2 separate regions of the Homo sapiens genome follow, and region 2 is linked to region 1. Evidence: chromatin loops called from intact Hi-C (ENCODE). Cell type or tissue: PC-9. All regions are shown on one strand. Links, peaks and the distances in the headings refer to the core of each region. The heading gives the core; the rest is flanking DNA.

What was found. A loop is a pair of places that touch in the nucleus more often than their neighbours do. Peaks named below come from ENCODE experiments on the same cell type or tissue, not always from the same donor. Only the 100,000 strongest peaks of a DNase experiment are listed, where the experiment ranks them.
Region 2: it touches region 1 in a loop (17-fold over the local background); 1 of 110 quality-filtered maps calls a loop at or near these places.

The regions. Positions count from the first base shown.
Region 1 is chr6:4,277,841-4,285,887 of GRCh38, forward strand. No RefSeq gene overlaps it. Among named protein-coding and RNA genes, the nearest start is that of ECI2-DT, 150 kb to the left of the region's middle. In PC-9, for the core only: CTCF peaks have their summits at 4,152 and 4,354; DNase peaks (open chromatin) are centred at 3,071 and 4,181; H3K4me3 peaks cover 928 bases.
Region 2 is chr6:4,703,359-4,711,405 of GRCh38, forward strand. It overlaps the pseudogene PSMC1P11 and a transcript of CDYL not described here. Among named protein-coding and RNA genes, the nearest start is that of CDYL-AS1, 68 kb to the right of the region's middle. In PC-9, for the core only: no CTCF peak of the experiment used is centred there; a DNase peak (open chromatin) is centred at 3,833; H3K27ac peaks cover 1,319 bases.

The DNA.
Region 1 (8,047 bases), core at 1,439-6,438:
AGTGTTATTCTATCTTTCTGTCTCTCTTTCCCTCCCTCCCTCCCTCCCTTCCTTCCTTCCTTCCTTCTTTCCTTCCTTCCTCTCTCCCTCCCTCTCTCCCTCCCCCTCTCTCTTTTTCTTTTTTTCTTTCCTTCCTTCCTTCTTTCTTTCTCTCTCTCTCCTTCCTTCCTTCTTTCCTTCCTTCCTTTCTCCTACACCTGAGCATTTTTTTATTGAGATGTAATTAATATTCCATAAAATTTGCCTTTTTAAAGTGTACAATTTGATGGTTTTTAATGTAATCACAAAGTTTTGTAACCATCACCACTAATTCCAGGACATTTCTATTACTCCCAGAAAGAAACACCAACCCCATTAATAGTCACTTCCCATGCTCCCCTCCTCCAGCCCTTGGCAACCACTAATCTACTTTCTGTCTCTATGGATTTGCCTTTCCAGACTTCATATAAATGGAATCTATAACGTGGCTTTTGGGGTCTGGCTTATTTTATGTAGCATAATGTTCTCAAGGTTCACCCATGTTGTTGTATATATTGGTTTTTCATTCTTCTCATGGCTGAATAATATTCAATTGTATGTATAGACCACATTTTGTTTATCCATTCATCAATTGATAGACATTTGTGTTGTTTTCACTTTTTGGCTATCATGAATAATGCCTCTGTGAACCTTTGTGTACAGGTTATTATGTGGATGTATCTTTTCAATTCTCTTAGGCATGTATCTAGGAACAGAATTACTGTTTAATTTACTTTAGAATAGCAAAATTGTTTTCCAGAGGGAAACACCATTTTACATTTTCACCAGCAGTGTATGAGAGTTCCAGTATCTCCACACTCTCTCCGCCACATTTGTCTATCTTTTTTATTATAGCTATCCTGGTAGGTGCGAAGTGGTACCTCATTGTGGTTTTGATTTTCATTTTCCTAATTACTAGTGATGCTGAACATCTTTTCTTTGCATATTGGCCATTTGTATATCTTTTTTGTATGTAATTTCTGCCTATTCAAATCGGTTGCTCAAAAAATTTCGTTCCTTGTCTTTTTATGATTACATTATAAGAACTCTTTATATATTCTAAATACTAGATGCTTATCATATATATGATTTGCAAGTATTTTCTCCTATTCTGTGGGTTGTCTTGTCACTTTCTTGATAGTGCCCTTTGCCACAAAAAAGTTTTTAATGTTGATCAAGTCTATTTTTTGACTTCATCTGTAAAATCCATAATTTTGATGTATCTTTCTTTTTCTTTTTTTGCTTAACGCTTTTGGTGTCACGTCTAAGAAACCATTGCTTAATCCAAGGTCACACAGATTTACTCCTCTGTTCTTTTTAGAGTATCATATCTTAGCACTTACACTTAAATCTCTGATTCATTTTGAGCTAATTTTGTATGTGGTGTGAGGTACAGGTCCAACTTCATTCTTTTCCATGTGGATAGCCAGTTATTCCAACACCATTTGTTTGAAAGACTATTCTTTCTTCATTGGGTTTCCTGGGAACCCTTGTCAAAAACCAATTAACTATAAATATATGATTTTATTTCTGGACTCTCAATACATGTCTATCCTTATGGCAGTACTGCACTGTCTTGGTTAGTGTAGATTTGTCATACATTTTGAAATTGGAAAGTTTGTGTCTTTCAACTTTGTTTTTTTTCAAGACTGTTTTGGCTATTCTGGGTCCCGTGTATTTCTATATAAATTTTATGATCAGTTTGTCAATTTAGACAAAAGAGGCGGCAGGAATTTTCATAAGGATTGCATTGAATCTGTAGATCAACTTAAGGAGTATTGCCATGTTAATGTTATTGTCTTCTAGAGTGTTATTCTTAAAAAAACAAGACAAATCACTGATTTCAACAGTTACTCAACTTCCATTTGCAACAGTTTAGTTTTTCTGCAATGTAAGTCACTCCTATTTACTCCAGCTACATTAAAAAATGGAATGCTTCACCTTGTCTGTAAATTATCTTCTTTGTACCAGATGAGCTCAACTATATTTCCTTATGAGACCTTAACGATTCCATTTTACTAGGGTTATTAGGTGTAGGTACTATATGAATTTCACTAAAAGATGAAGAAATCAGCTGGCCATGGTGGCTCACGCCTATAATCCCAGCACTTCGGGAGGCTGAGGCCGGTGGATCACCTGAGGTCAGGAGTTCGTGACTAGCCTGGCTAACATGGTGAAATCCCATCTCTACTAAAAATACAAAAATTAGCCAGGTGTCGTGGCATGCACATGTAATCCCAGCTACTTAGGAGGCTGAGGCAGGAGAATCACTTGAACCCAGGAGGCGGCGGTTGCAATGAGCCGAGATTGCGCCATTGCAGTCCAGCCTGAGTAACAAGAGTGAAATTTCATCTCAAAAAAAAAAAAAAAAAAAAAAGATGAAGAAGTCAAGGCAAAAAAACTAACATTCAAGCAATTACCTCACTTGCCACAGAAGAACAGCTAGATCTGTGATGAGAATGAAAGACTGTAGTTCCCACAGTACTGTGCTCTCCCGAGGAATTAGGAAGAGCTGGTTTCCCATCCCAACTGCTTGTTCTCCGTTCCCCTGTCTTAGTGTGGAATTTTGAAAAAGTACTTAATTTCTCTGAATCTGTTTTTTTATCTTCATTACGGTGGTGTGATCCAGGTGACCAAGTGACCTCGTGGGCCTGTGTCTGTAATATGACACACTCATTTTTAATGACAAATTATAGTTACCAAAGCTACACCCTCCCCAGCCTGGCTTCCAGAAACCCTCTTCACAGTGTCCCCTATTTGTTCTGAGTCTCAAAAGAGTGTCTCCTGTGCGCAGAGCCAGTCTGTTAGCTGCAGTCGTCTGCTCCATCACATCACTCCCGTTGACTCTCCTGCACCTGTTCCCCACCTCCACCCACCTTGTTTCTGCAGGGCCACAAGGAGTGCTTGTCATTGCATTGCCAAAACCAGGCAAGGTTGTTGTTTTGGGATTCATTCAAAGCTCCCTGTCCTATGGGCACCAGAGCAGGGCTGTTTCTATGCAGACAAGAAGAATAGTCTCCTCCACTCCAAATGCAGCAAGCAAGTCTGCCCAGCCCTGGAGTCCTTGACTCATACTTGAAGAATCCTATCAGCGTCATGCCCTTGTATTCCTGGCCATACTCCAGCTGGTGGAAGCCCTTAGAGGGGGGAAACATAGCATTCCATCACCACCTTCTCCCCATCACCTAGCCTGCTCCTCTCTCCCAGGTCACCACATAGAAGCTTGGATTAATGCAAGCCCACCAAAAGAAAACTGGCATGGGGCAAGGGGTGGGGGACCGTGTGTGGATCTTACCAGCAGCAGCTGGTGCCTGCTCTGGGGGCAAACATGAGGTCTCTGATGATTTAAAATGATACCTACCCCGGGAGGTGGCGTGAGATTAACTGAAATAATGCAAGGCAAGTCCTGGCACCAAAGACATTCCCCCCAGGGTTTCAAAATGTCAAAGATGATGAGGTCCCTTCTCTGGTAAAGGGTGCATTTATTTTCCAAATACTTCTCACTGCCTCAACGGAAATTTGCCTGGGCCTGTGGTTCCAGGGAACACTGTTTGGGGCAACCCCGTTTTCTTCCCGTGGACATGTGTGGCTCCATTCGAGTCCAGGAGGCAGACCAAACGCAGGGTCAGAATCGCTGCCTCGTATGCTCACCTGGACAGGCACTGGGAGATGAAGGACCATCTGTCTCTCGGTCCATGGTTTGGTCCAGCTGGTGCAAGAACCCCAGGTGCCGAAGGCGTTGCAGCCACCCTCCCCTGCCCACATGCCTGGGCGTCTCCGAACACTCCCCTTGGCGTCCACCACAAATAGAAGATTGTTTCATCCACCCATGCAAGGTCTTTCCCAGGACTCCTCCTACCCAGAAACCCAGGTGGTTCTCAGGGAGCTGCGCCAATCCCTCTGGCTGCACCCCGCAGACCCTGCCCACGCTCCAGCGCCACGTCCTCCGCAAGCGCGGTGATATGGCTCATCCTTCCCTTCTCGCCTTTCTCACAGCCCAGGTGCTGCACCCAGGCAGTCTGACGAAGCTGTTCCCGCTCCCAATCTGGCCAGACACGGCTCTGCGTAATTGCGCTCTGCGGTCCACCTGCTCCCCCGCGGCAGTCCCCCAGCTCCGCAGCAGGTGGGGCCGCCGCACAACCTCGCAGGCCCAGTGAGACATAGGAAACGCCAAACTGGGTTACGTAAGTGGGTTAGGCAGGTGGCGGGCGAGGTGCGTTCTACAGGAAAGTTGTGAATCAGGAGTCTGGCAACGTGAATTCTCAGTTCTCCTTTTGGTTTCATTACAACAAGCAGCTATTGGATGTCTGGTGTGTTCGCAGAAGTGTGATAGATGACTCCGTGTCGGAATACAGAAGCAGAGGGAGGGCTCTGGGAACAAAGCCCTGAGGATGAGACGCAGTCCTCAAACTCGACAGTTCACAGTCCGCAGGGGAGCAGACGTGGGAGCAATAATACAGCACATTACCACACATATAATAGTGAAAAATGTATGCAAGGTGTGGGGGGAGGGGGTGGATGGAGCGGGGAGGGGGGTGGATGGAGCAGGGAGGGGGAAAGAGAGCGATTCTTTCTGGAGTCAGTAAAGTCTCCAGGGACGCTCAACCTGAGTTTTGAAGAACAGATACAATTTTGCAAGGTGGCCAAGAGCATAGAAGAACGTTCTTGTTAGAGGAAACCAGAGTCGGGGGGTTTGGTGCCCTCCCATAATCTCCTCAACACCCTTCAAAGCTACCCTAAATAAGCATTCTAAGCATAAATAGCTAGTTTGCTATGTGAAATGTGAACTCCATGTCAAGACAAATCTGTACTGTCCTTTTCAATCCTACATACTAGCTTGAGCTGACACTCAGGGAGAGGTGTGGGTTGGGGCTTTGGGGACAAAGGACTGAGTAGTTCTGGAACTACAACAGGGGCAGACAAGACCATAAAGGACTTTGGAGGTCATGCTTAAGGACTTAAGCTTTATCTTGTAGGCTGGAGCTTGCAAGCTGGTGGCCATGAGATGACCTTTTTTTTTTTTTTTTTAAACCCTACGTACTTGTTTTGTTTAATTCTTATAAAGTTTTAAAAGTCAGTACCTTTCTGGCATCTCTTGGAAAAATCGGAGGGTTTGATGTCACTGGACTCACCATCCTGCCATAAGCTGGCTCCAGGTTGTAGCTGCTTCCTGGAAACCAGGCACCAGCTTGCCCTTTGTCTCAGTCCCTGCCATTCCCTCAGGCTTCCTGGGATCCTGTCTGGGCTCTGCAGGGGTCTCAGTCCCTGGAGGCAACAGGGACACACTTATCACTTGTCAGCACAGTCCAACGGTAAGATCTGGGCTGGTAACATGGTGAGGTGATTGAATTTGAAAGGAAGGGATGGAAGCAGGGAAACATGTCAGTCAGCCTTAGAGAGGAGAGTCCAGATTCAAGTAAAGTGGGAAACCTGTCCCTCCACTCCCCACCCGTGCACGTGCAGGTACACTCAGGCACACACTCTGAGTACAGCAAGACTGCTCTCTCTTCTTCAACTCTTTGAGTTCTTAGTTTCTTAAGATTTCTTTACCCTGTCAAGAATCACTCATGTTTAATTAAGACCACTTTCTTTTGAGAATAGGAGGGAAGTACAAATACCATTTTTTTGTAGGCCTGCTTCTCCCTTCTGCCCTCACCCTTAGAGATGGAGCTGGGTTTTGGCCCAAGGAGAACTTCAAATCTTGGACCATCAATTTTCCGACTCTAAAGGACCCCTCGCAGGATTAAGCTGCATACTTTTCGAGTATCTCTAGTATTCATCCCCCAAAGAACCAGTGCAATATTCTTCCCCTGCTAAGGAAAAATGGAGAATTGTAGGATGAAGTGTGTCAGGGGAATAAAAGAGAAGGTACCCTCTGTGGCCCTAGAGCCATGTATAATCCACTGCAAATCCCCTCTCCAAATTACAGTGATTTGTAGTGGAGGGAAAAAAAAGAAAAAGACTGAATTTCATTCCTGCCTTCAACATTTTCATCCAGTCCACTGTTTGGTGACCCACTTGGAGTGGCTCTTAGTCTCCATTAGTGCAGCAGGATGGGAGAAGGATTGTACAATGTCAGTCTGTTGCCAGGCAGACGAAAACCAAGTAGTAGTATTTCTCTGGCAAATAATCTAGCCAGTCTTGGTCTCTATTGCTAGAGCTAATTACACTCACAGGTGCCATGTTACTTATTTAATCATCTTATTCAATGCCACTCTTCAACATTGCACTTTTAAATAAAATAAGGTTTCTTTGCATGGTCTCAATGATAAATGCCAGTAGAGACAGAAATGAAGATTTGAAATTTCCTGTTGTGTATATGCTCTCCCCTGCTCGGAACATGTATGCCTACTAGCAATCAGTTTTCATGCACCAGTTGTGGTGTGCTGAGTGGGCGGCAGAGACTGGGACAGAGGCTCACTCATTGATTCAGCAAACATTCTGTCCTAGAGTGGGTTCTCAGGGAAGCAGATGCTAAGTCAAGGATTCAAGAGCAAGGAGTTTATTGGCACTCTGGAAGTGAAGAAGACAGAAAGGAGGGTGGCCAGTAAAGGGTGCATTGTTGAATTTGCTACCATTGTGGGAGCTTAATCATACTGGGAAACTTTAAGATCCAGTGTAGAATACATGCCTCAGAGTTATCTCACCAAGGGGTGAGGAAGCTTGGGTATTTCTACACAAAGTCCCATCAATCACTGGTTGAGGCTGCTCCTAGGGAGCATGACTTTCCTGGAACTTATGCCTTGATCCTGAAATAGGCAAAGCAGGCTTTAGTGGCCAGAGAAAGCCCTGGGGCAAGCAGGGGCTGGCAGTTGGAAGTTGGACCAGCTTCAACTAAAGAGATAAGCACAAGGGGCTATGGATGGGGCAGTGACAGAATCTGCAACATATTCTTTGAGGACTTCCTGTGTGCCAGGCACTGTCAGGTCACCATTATAGAGATGGATTTTGTCTCTGCCTTCATAGAGCTTATAGGTTAGTAGAGGAGATGGACAAGTAACCAGGCAGAGCCCAAAAGATGGGATATTTTCGGATGGTAGGAAAGAGAAGTGTGTCTCAGTAGGCCTCCTGGAGAAGGTAACACCTAAGCTAGCCCTGAATTAGGAATAGAAATGTTTATAGGTGGCTGGAAGCAGCATGTGCAAAGGTCCTAAGGAGACTGAGTTTGCAGCAAGTTTAAGAAACTACAAAGGCTGGGCACGGTGGCTCACGCCTGTAATCCCAGCACTTTGGGAGGCCAAGGCGGGTGGATCACGAGGTTAGGAGATCGAGACCATCCTGGCTAACACGGTGAAACCCCGTCTGTACTAAAAATACAAAAAATTAGCTGGGTGTGGTGGCGGGTGCCTGTAGTCCCAGCTACTCGGGAGGCTGAGGCAAGAGAATGGTGTGAACCCAGGAGGCGGAGCTTGCAGTGAGCCGAGATAGTGCCACTGCAGTCCGGCCTGGGCGACAGACTGAGACTCCTTCTCAAAAAAAAAGAAACTACAAAAACTTGATATGCCTGGATTGTAGAATTTAAGAGATTAAAAGAATAAGGGAATAAGGGTAAGAATAAGGGTGGTTAAAGAATCTGGAGGGGGAGCCAGACAGTGGAGAAGTTGGAAAACTGCTTGGATAGTTCCTAGAGGCATTTCTTTCCCAAGACCAATTCTACTTCCAATTAGGATTTCAAGTCCTTAAGTGGTCATCCCTAGCCTCTCCCTACCTGTTTTGATCTTGCACACAACCTTTTCTCTTATACAAATTCTAACAGAAGTTTTCACATTTTAAATAGGAAGCCTAATAAAAGTTTACTTGATTTTTGCTGCAGATTAAACTAATATGCAATTGACAAATTATTTCTTTTCTTGAATTCAGTCACTGGTTCAAGTAGTACAGTTATGTGTTCCTTCATGACGGGGATCTGTTCTGAGAAATGCATCGTTAGTCGATTTCATCATCATCTGACCATCATAGAGTGTATTTACACAAACTGAGATGGGGTGGCCTCCTACACACCTAGGCTATAAGGTATGGCCTATTGTTC
Region 2 (8,047 bases), core at 1,362-6,361, 430 kb after region 1:
GAGAGAGAAATTCAGCAAACAATGTTGGAACTGTTGAACCAGTTGGATGGATTTGATTCTAGGGGAGATGTGAAAGATATCATGACCACAAACTGAAGAGAAACTTTGGATCCAGCACTTATCAGACCAGGCCGCACTGGCAGGAAGATCAAGTTCCCCCTGCCTGATGAAAAGACTAAGAAGTGCATCTTTCAGATTCACACAAGCAGGATGATGCTGGCAGATGATGTAACCCTGGATGACTTGATCGTGGCTAAAGATGACCTCTCTGATGCTGACATCAAGGCAAATCTGTACAGAAGCTGGTCTGATGGCCTTAAGAGAACGTAGAATGAAAGCAACAAATGAAGACTTCAAAAAATCTAAAGAAAATGTTCTTTATAAGAAACAGGAAGGCACCCCTGAGGGGCTGTCTCTCTAGTGAACCACAGCTGCCATCAGGAAAATGGTTGGGAGATTTCTCAATCCCTGAAAGGGATGAGGTTGGGGGATTTGCCCAGAGGAATCCCTGTTCCCAGTGATTTTTATTAGAAAAACATCCTGTGTCTTTTGGAGTACAATGTGTAAGTGCCCATTGGGTGGCCTTCGTCTGTTGGTCACTGTGCAGCAGTCTGCTTCCCAGTAAAGTGTGCTCTTTCTCACACACACACACACACACACACACACACACACACACAAAGAATCTCGCTCTGTTGCCCAGGCTGGAGTGCAGTGGCACAATCTTGGCTCACTGCAATCTCTGCCTCCCAGGTTCAAGCGATTCTCTGCCTCAGCCTCCAGAGTAGCTGGTATTACAGACGTGCGCCACCACACCCAGCTAATTTTTGTATTTTTAGCAGAGATGGGGTTTTGCCATGTTGGCCAGGCTGGTCTCAGACTCCTAACCTCAAGTGATCCACCCGCTTCAGCCTCCCAAAGTGCTGGGATTACAGGTGTAAGCCACCACACCAGCCAGACTTCTTAAAAATAATATTTTCTGTACAAAGCAAGAGTAAGAAGGTGGTCAGGAGACTTATCAGATTGAAATGATCTCCATGAAGTCCCAGAAAGGTAAAGGAGACTTCTCACTTCCCACTCAGCTCTCAGGCCCATGAAAACCACCCATCCACATCATACATACTGCAAGGTGACCTGAATTCCAAAGTCCTGACTGCTTCTCACCTTTTATCCTCCCCAGGAACTGTAGTTAATAACATTCACCCTGTATTAGTCCGTTTTCACACTGCTATAAAGAATTGCCCAAGACTGGATAATTTATAAAGAAAAGAGGCTTAAATTCCACATGTCTTGGGAAGCCAACTTCCTTGGGAAGGAAACTTACAGTCATGGCAGAAGGGGGAGCAGACTCATCTTACATGGTGGCAGGCAAGAGAGACTGTGTGACAGCACGAGAAAAACTACCATTATAAAACCATCAGATCTCGTGAGAATTCACTCATTATCACGTGAACAGCATGGGGGAAACTACTCCCATCATTCAATTACTTTTCTCCCTTGACATCTGAGGATTACAATTCAAAATGAGATTTGGCCGGGCACAGTGGCTCACGCCTGCAATCCCAGCACTTTGGGAGGCCGAGGTGGGTGGATCACCTGAGGTCAGGAGTTCAAGACCAGCCTGGCCAACATGGCAAAACCCCATCTGTAGAGAAAATACAAAAATTAGCTGGGTGTGGTGGCAGGTGCCTGTAATCCTAGCTACTTTGGAGGCTGAGGCAGGAGAATCTCTTGAACCTGGGAGGCGGAGGTTGCAGTGAGCAGAGATCGCACCAGTGCACTCCAGCTTAGGCAACAGCATGAGACTCCATCTCAAAAAAAAGAAAAAAGACAAAATGAGATTTGGATAGGGACACAAAGCCTAACCATATCACACCCCATTGGCCACCCACCCACCTCCTCCTCCTAGAAGCTCTTCCCTCCCTGTGAGTTGGCAGGTGAACTTCTGTTGTTCCTTTCTGGCCACATCTCCCACCTCCTTTACTCACTCTACTCTCTTCCTCTGGAAACTAAACATAGGCATTTCACAAGGCTCTCCTCTCTTCCTTAAAAAACTCACTCATTTTACACCTTCAACTCTCTCCTTCATACAGATGATTCTGTTTTATCAGCTCACCCCTCACTTCACTCTTGAGTCCCAGACTCAAATTTCCAACTACCTGCTGGAAATCTGCACTTCATTGGCCCATGGCTGTTTTAAACTCCATCTGCTCAAAACCGAAAGCAAGACAACCCCCTGAAAACCTACTTCTTCTGCACTTTCCACTCTTCTGTTCCTTCATGTGAGAAAATATCCACACGAAGTACAGCACATATTCTCGTCTCTGAGTGTACCATCCTCCCTGCACCCCTGCACTCAACTAGAAATTTCCATTCTCCTTAGCTGTTTTCTAGTGCCCATACTACTGATTCTGAACTCAGGGGATTATCTGCAAACACAAGTTCCAAGGCCCCATCTGCAGGTTTGAAAACCACTGCTCTTGACACAACATTTTCTAGGTGAAATCAGACCAAGGGAATGCTTGTACCACATCAGACAGTCCCCTGTTAAAACTGTTTTCACGGGGCTGTGATTTGTTGCGATACCCTTGGCTGCTTAAAGGCTGCTACAAAAAGGCATATGATTAAAATTGCTGTTGTACTCATGCCAGAGGCGTAGCTGAGCATGTTAACATTACATCACAGAGGGGGCCTTTTATGAGGCAGGGTCCCTGACTGATGAGCAAACCACCAGAGGAGGGTCAGGCGAGAGGCCCAGTGGAGGGTAACACACATGGAGTTCAGTGACCCCTTTGTTCCTTGAGGAGAGAGGACCTATTTCTACCTAAGGACATTCCCGGAAGGCAATGGGTTTCAAACAATATCCTGAAGAGACTCATCTCGGGGAACTAAGCAGGTAGGAATGGAAAGGAGGAAATGGGAGGGGAGAGGAAGTCAATCTGGGACCCTCATCCCGGCTTCAACCAAAAGCTTCACTCTCATCTGCCTGATGGATGGAGCTACAATGTTTTTGAACAAGAGATTCCATTTGAACAAAGAGCTCTGGGTTCTGTAACTTTAAGAGTTTGGGTGGTTTTTTTTTCTTTTCATTTGTTTGTTTGTTTTTTGCCACATCAGATTTTATAGAGAATTTAAGAGTTTTAAAACTACAATTAGGCCGGGTATGGTGGCTCAGGCCTGTAATCCCAGCACTTTGGGAGGCCAAGGCGGGCTGAGGTCAGGAGTTCGAGACCAGCATGGCCAACATGGTAAAACCCCGTCTCTACTAAAAAAAATTACAAAAATTAGCCAGGTGTGGTGGTGCGCGCCTGTAATTCCAGTTACTCTGGAGGCTGAGGAATAAGAATCGCTTGAATCCTGGAGGCAGAGCCTGCAGTGAGTCGAGATGGCACCACTGCACTCCAGCCTGGGTGACAGTGAGACACTGTCGTAAAATAAATAAAATAAAACTACAAATATAGAGGAGCAGAGAGTGGCAAAGCAGATTGAGGACAGACTTCAGAAGGCCTTGAACTCTAATGTAAAGCATTCAGATTTTCACCTCAGGCCAGTGGGGACTCGCCAAAAGCTTTTGTGGAAGGAACAGAATGGTGAAAGCAATGCTGAACAGAGCCTAACTTGGTTACAGTGTTCAGGATGGAGACCAGAGTTGGAAGATAAAACAGAGGCACCAACTACCAGGTGTTTTCTACAATAAGGGCCTCAATCAGGTTTTTTTAAGGAAAAGATGCATTCCATGAAGTCAAATATCCAAGAAGAGGTATACATTGCACACAATACTTTATTTGATCCTTTTCTACATTCCCCAGGGGTGTATTCCTGTCACCATTGGAGATGAGGAAATAAGGCCCTGAGGCTCAAGTCATTTGTCCAAGATTACATAGTGAGCAAATGACTAAACTGTAATTCAATGCCAAGTCTGTTTTTTGTTTTTTATTTGAGACAGAGTCTCGCTCTGTCACCAGGCTGGAGTGCAGTGGCGTACAGTCTTGGCCCACTGCAAACTCTGTCTCCTGGGTTCAAGCGATTCTCCTGCCTCAGCCTCCTGAGTAGCTGGGACTACAGGCATGTGACACCACACTAATTTTTTGTATTTTTAATAGAGACTGGGTTTCACCACGTTGGCCAGGATGGTCTTGATCTCTTGACCTCGTGATCTGCCCTCCTCGGCCTCCCAAAGTGCTGGGATTACAGGCGTGAGCCACAGCCCCCGGCTGTCTGTTAAACTGTTTACTGTATTGTATGACCTCCAGCCATCCAAATCCCTTACCTGGGCATTCAAGACCTTAAAAAATCAGACTTCTAAAATGTGTGCATTTTATCATATGCGGATAGTACCTAATTTAAAAGTTAAGCTGATCCTCAAAACACTTGTTATTTTCTGATTTTTTTATAGTTGCCATCCTAGTGGGTGTGAGATAATATCTTATTAGGAAACCTCATTTGTTTTTAACTTTTTTGTTAATTAATGTATTTAAGACTATAAATTTGCCTTTAAGTACTGCTTTAGATGTGTACAAATTCAATCATGTAGTATTTTATTCAGTTCTATTTTTTTTAGTCCAAATGTTATTTAATAGTGTGCTATTTAGTTTCTGAATAAGCAGGACTTTATTTTAGCCATCTTTTAAAAAATATTAATTCTGTGATGGCATTGTAGTTGGAAAACATTGTCAGAATGGGATTGATTCCTTGGAACTTACTGAAACTTCCTTTATGGCCTAATATGTGATCTATTATTGCAGATGTTTTAGGTATAATCAAAAGAATGTTTTCTGTTTGTGTTGTGTACACACACACACACACACACACACACACACACATATATATATATATATTTGAGACAGAATCTTGCTCTGTCACCCAGGCATGATCTTGACTTACTGCAACCTCCACCTCCAGGGTTCAAGCAATTCTCATGCCTCAGCCTCCCAAGTACCTGGGACTACAGGTCCGTGCCACCATGCCTAATTTTTGTATTTTTAGTAAAGATGGGTTTTCACCATGTTGTCCAGGCTGATCTCAAACTCCTGGTCTCAAGTGATCTGCCCACCTTGTCCTCCCAAAGTACTGGGATTACAGTTATGAGCCACCACACCTGGCCATATATTTTTAATTGTATTTTTGCCCATTCATATCAATGAATAAACATTTCCAAATGCAACTGTTAATTTTTGAATTTTTTCTATGTATCTGATATAGCTCAAGATTGTATTGGTAGGTGTTATATGTTTATGATGATTATTTTGATTTTATACTGTTCCTTAAACATTTTTAAACAGTGAAATATAACTTACATGAATAAAGTTTATAAATCTTATATGCATATTTAAAGCAATACTTACAGACATCCATATAACCACCACTAAGGTCAAGAAATAGGCTGGGCACAGTGGCTCACACCTGTAATCCCAGCACTTTGGGAGGCCAAGATGGGTGGATCACCTGAGGTCAGGAGTTCAAGACCAGCCCGGCCAACATGGCAAAATCCCATCTCTATTAAAAATACAAAAATTGGCATGTGCCTGTACTCTCAGCTGCTTGGGAGGCTGAGACAGGAAGAATCGCTTGAACCCAGGAGGCAGAGGTTGCAGTGAGCCAAGATCATGTCACTGCACTCCAGCCTGGGTGACAGAGTGGGACCCTGTCTTAAAAAAAATAAAATAAAATAAAATAAAATATTGTTAACTTTTTTTTAGTTAACAGTTTTAAAAATAAACTCACCTTTCTAACCTTTTCTGGCACTAATCCACCTTCTCCACCAACCCTTCCATACACCTCATGCTTCTTAGGGATAAGGCTGTTTGTCACTATGCACTAATTCTGCTATTCATTGCACCCAGTCATTTTGCTTGTTTGAGACAGGGTCTCACTTTATTGCCCAGGCTGGAGTGCAGTGGCCCCGTCTTGGCTCACTGCAACCTCCGCCTCCTGAGTTCAAGCAATTCTCCTGCCTCAGCCTGCCAAGTAGCTGGAATTAAAGGCACTCACCACCCCATGCCCGGCTAATTTTTGTATTTTTAGTAGAGACGGGATTTCATCATGTTGGTCAAGCTGGTCTTGAACTTCTGACCTTGTGATCCGCCTGCCTCGGCTTCCCAAAGTGCTGGGATTACAGGCGTGAGCCATTGCACCCAGCCGCCCCCAGTCATTTTTATGGCTTCTCTTACACCTAGTGATGACTGTCATGTGAGGGTCCCTTCCCCCACCTCCCCTGCCAAAAACCTCCCCAGGCTTCAAACTGCAGCTAAGTGGTACCTCTGTAGAGTGTCCTTCACTCTCTCCTCAAGAGGGAACCTCTGTCTCTCTATTCTCTATATCTTTACACCTTTTTAAAAAATTACCCTTAAGTCAGCTTTCATATTCTTCTCATATTGTGGTTATTTTGTCACCTATTACATATAAACTCCTTGAAGACAGGACAAAGGTCTTAACCTCTGATTTTCCTTAGCTTGATTCGGTGTGAGGCATATGGTAAGTGCTCAACCAATATTTTAAAGAAATGAATAGAATCTCTTCTTTAATTCAGCTATGTTTCATTATTCAAGATAGCTAGCATTTTTTCCCCTTAAAACATCTCTTTGGCCAGGCACGGTGGCTCATGCCTGTAATCTCAGCACTTTGGGAGGCCGAGGCGGGCAGATTGTCTGTGTTCAGGAGTTCAAGACCAGCCTGGCCAAAATAGTGAAACCCTGTCTCTGCTAAAAATACAAAAGATTAGCTGGGCGTGGTGGCATGCACCTGTAATCCCAGCTACTCAGGAGTCCGAGGCAGGAGAATCACTTGAACCTGGGAGGTGGAGGTTGCAGTGAGCTGAGATCATGCCATTGCACTCTAGCTTGGGCAACAAGAGTGAAATTCCATCTCAAAAAACAAAACAAAACAAATCTCTTTATGTTCATTTCTTTTCCATTTTGATTGCTGCTCTGCAGAAAGAGAAAGAGGAAGGATCGAAAGAAGAATAAAAGGAAAGAAAGGAGGAAGGGAGGGAGAAAGGGAGGGAGGGAAGGAGGGAGGGAGGGAGGGAAGGAAGGAAGGAAGGAAGGAAACTACATTTAGATCCCCTTTCCAGACCAATTACATGAGAATTTCTGGAGAATGAGTCCAGCATCCTTAATTTTCTCATGTGCCACCAGGATTGAGAACCACTGCTTTTTTGGTCCCTTTTAATTTCACCAGTTTTATCTCTAAACCTCTAAAACAGGGAGGGAGGGAGGGAGGAACCCAGTGGCTTTTAGGGCCTCGTTTCACAGGCCCATCCAATCTATTCAGCTACTTCTTCCAACAGATGCCTCTGCTCCAAGGCTCATCCAGGTCCCACAGGCACGCTGTGCTCCCGTCTTTATTCTCTGCTCCTTGTACCTGGATGTTTCCCTTCTCCCCTCCCCTACTCACATTCTAACCATCCTTCCAAGCTATTCCCTCCTCCTCAAAGCTTCCCAGACCACTACTATCATCCCTTTCTAAATCCCTGTGGTTGAAATAAGCATGCTGACCGTAGCTAATAACACTGTATTGAATGCTGGAAATTGGCAAAGAGTGTAGATTTCAGGTGTTCTCACCACACACACACACACACACACACACACACAAAGGTAACTGTCAGGAGATGGATATGTTAATTTGCTTGACTGTAGTATTCATTTCACTATGGATATGTACTGCAAAATGCCATGCTGCACACTTCAAATATATACTGTAAAAGAAATAAGACCTTCGAGTCGGCACAAAATCCAACACAATGGACTTATCCCCACCACCAGTCCATGCACTTGTCTCTCTAAGATCACAAATACCCTGAGAACAGGGACCATGGCTAAGATTCTGTGGCCATGACCCTGGCCTCTAACGCTGTGGAGACATGGTTTGCTAATGGAATGCTTTTTCCAGAGGAGGCCCTTTAACCTAACCCTCTCCTGCCACAGAGTAAAGGAAGAAACAAGAAGTTTCAGTGACTTACGGGAAGTCGTACACCTTGACCCGAATCTAGCAACCTCAAGGCTCTTCTCTGGTTGTTTATTCACAGCCATCTGTTTTCCTCATTCTCTCC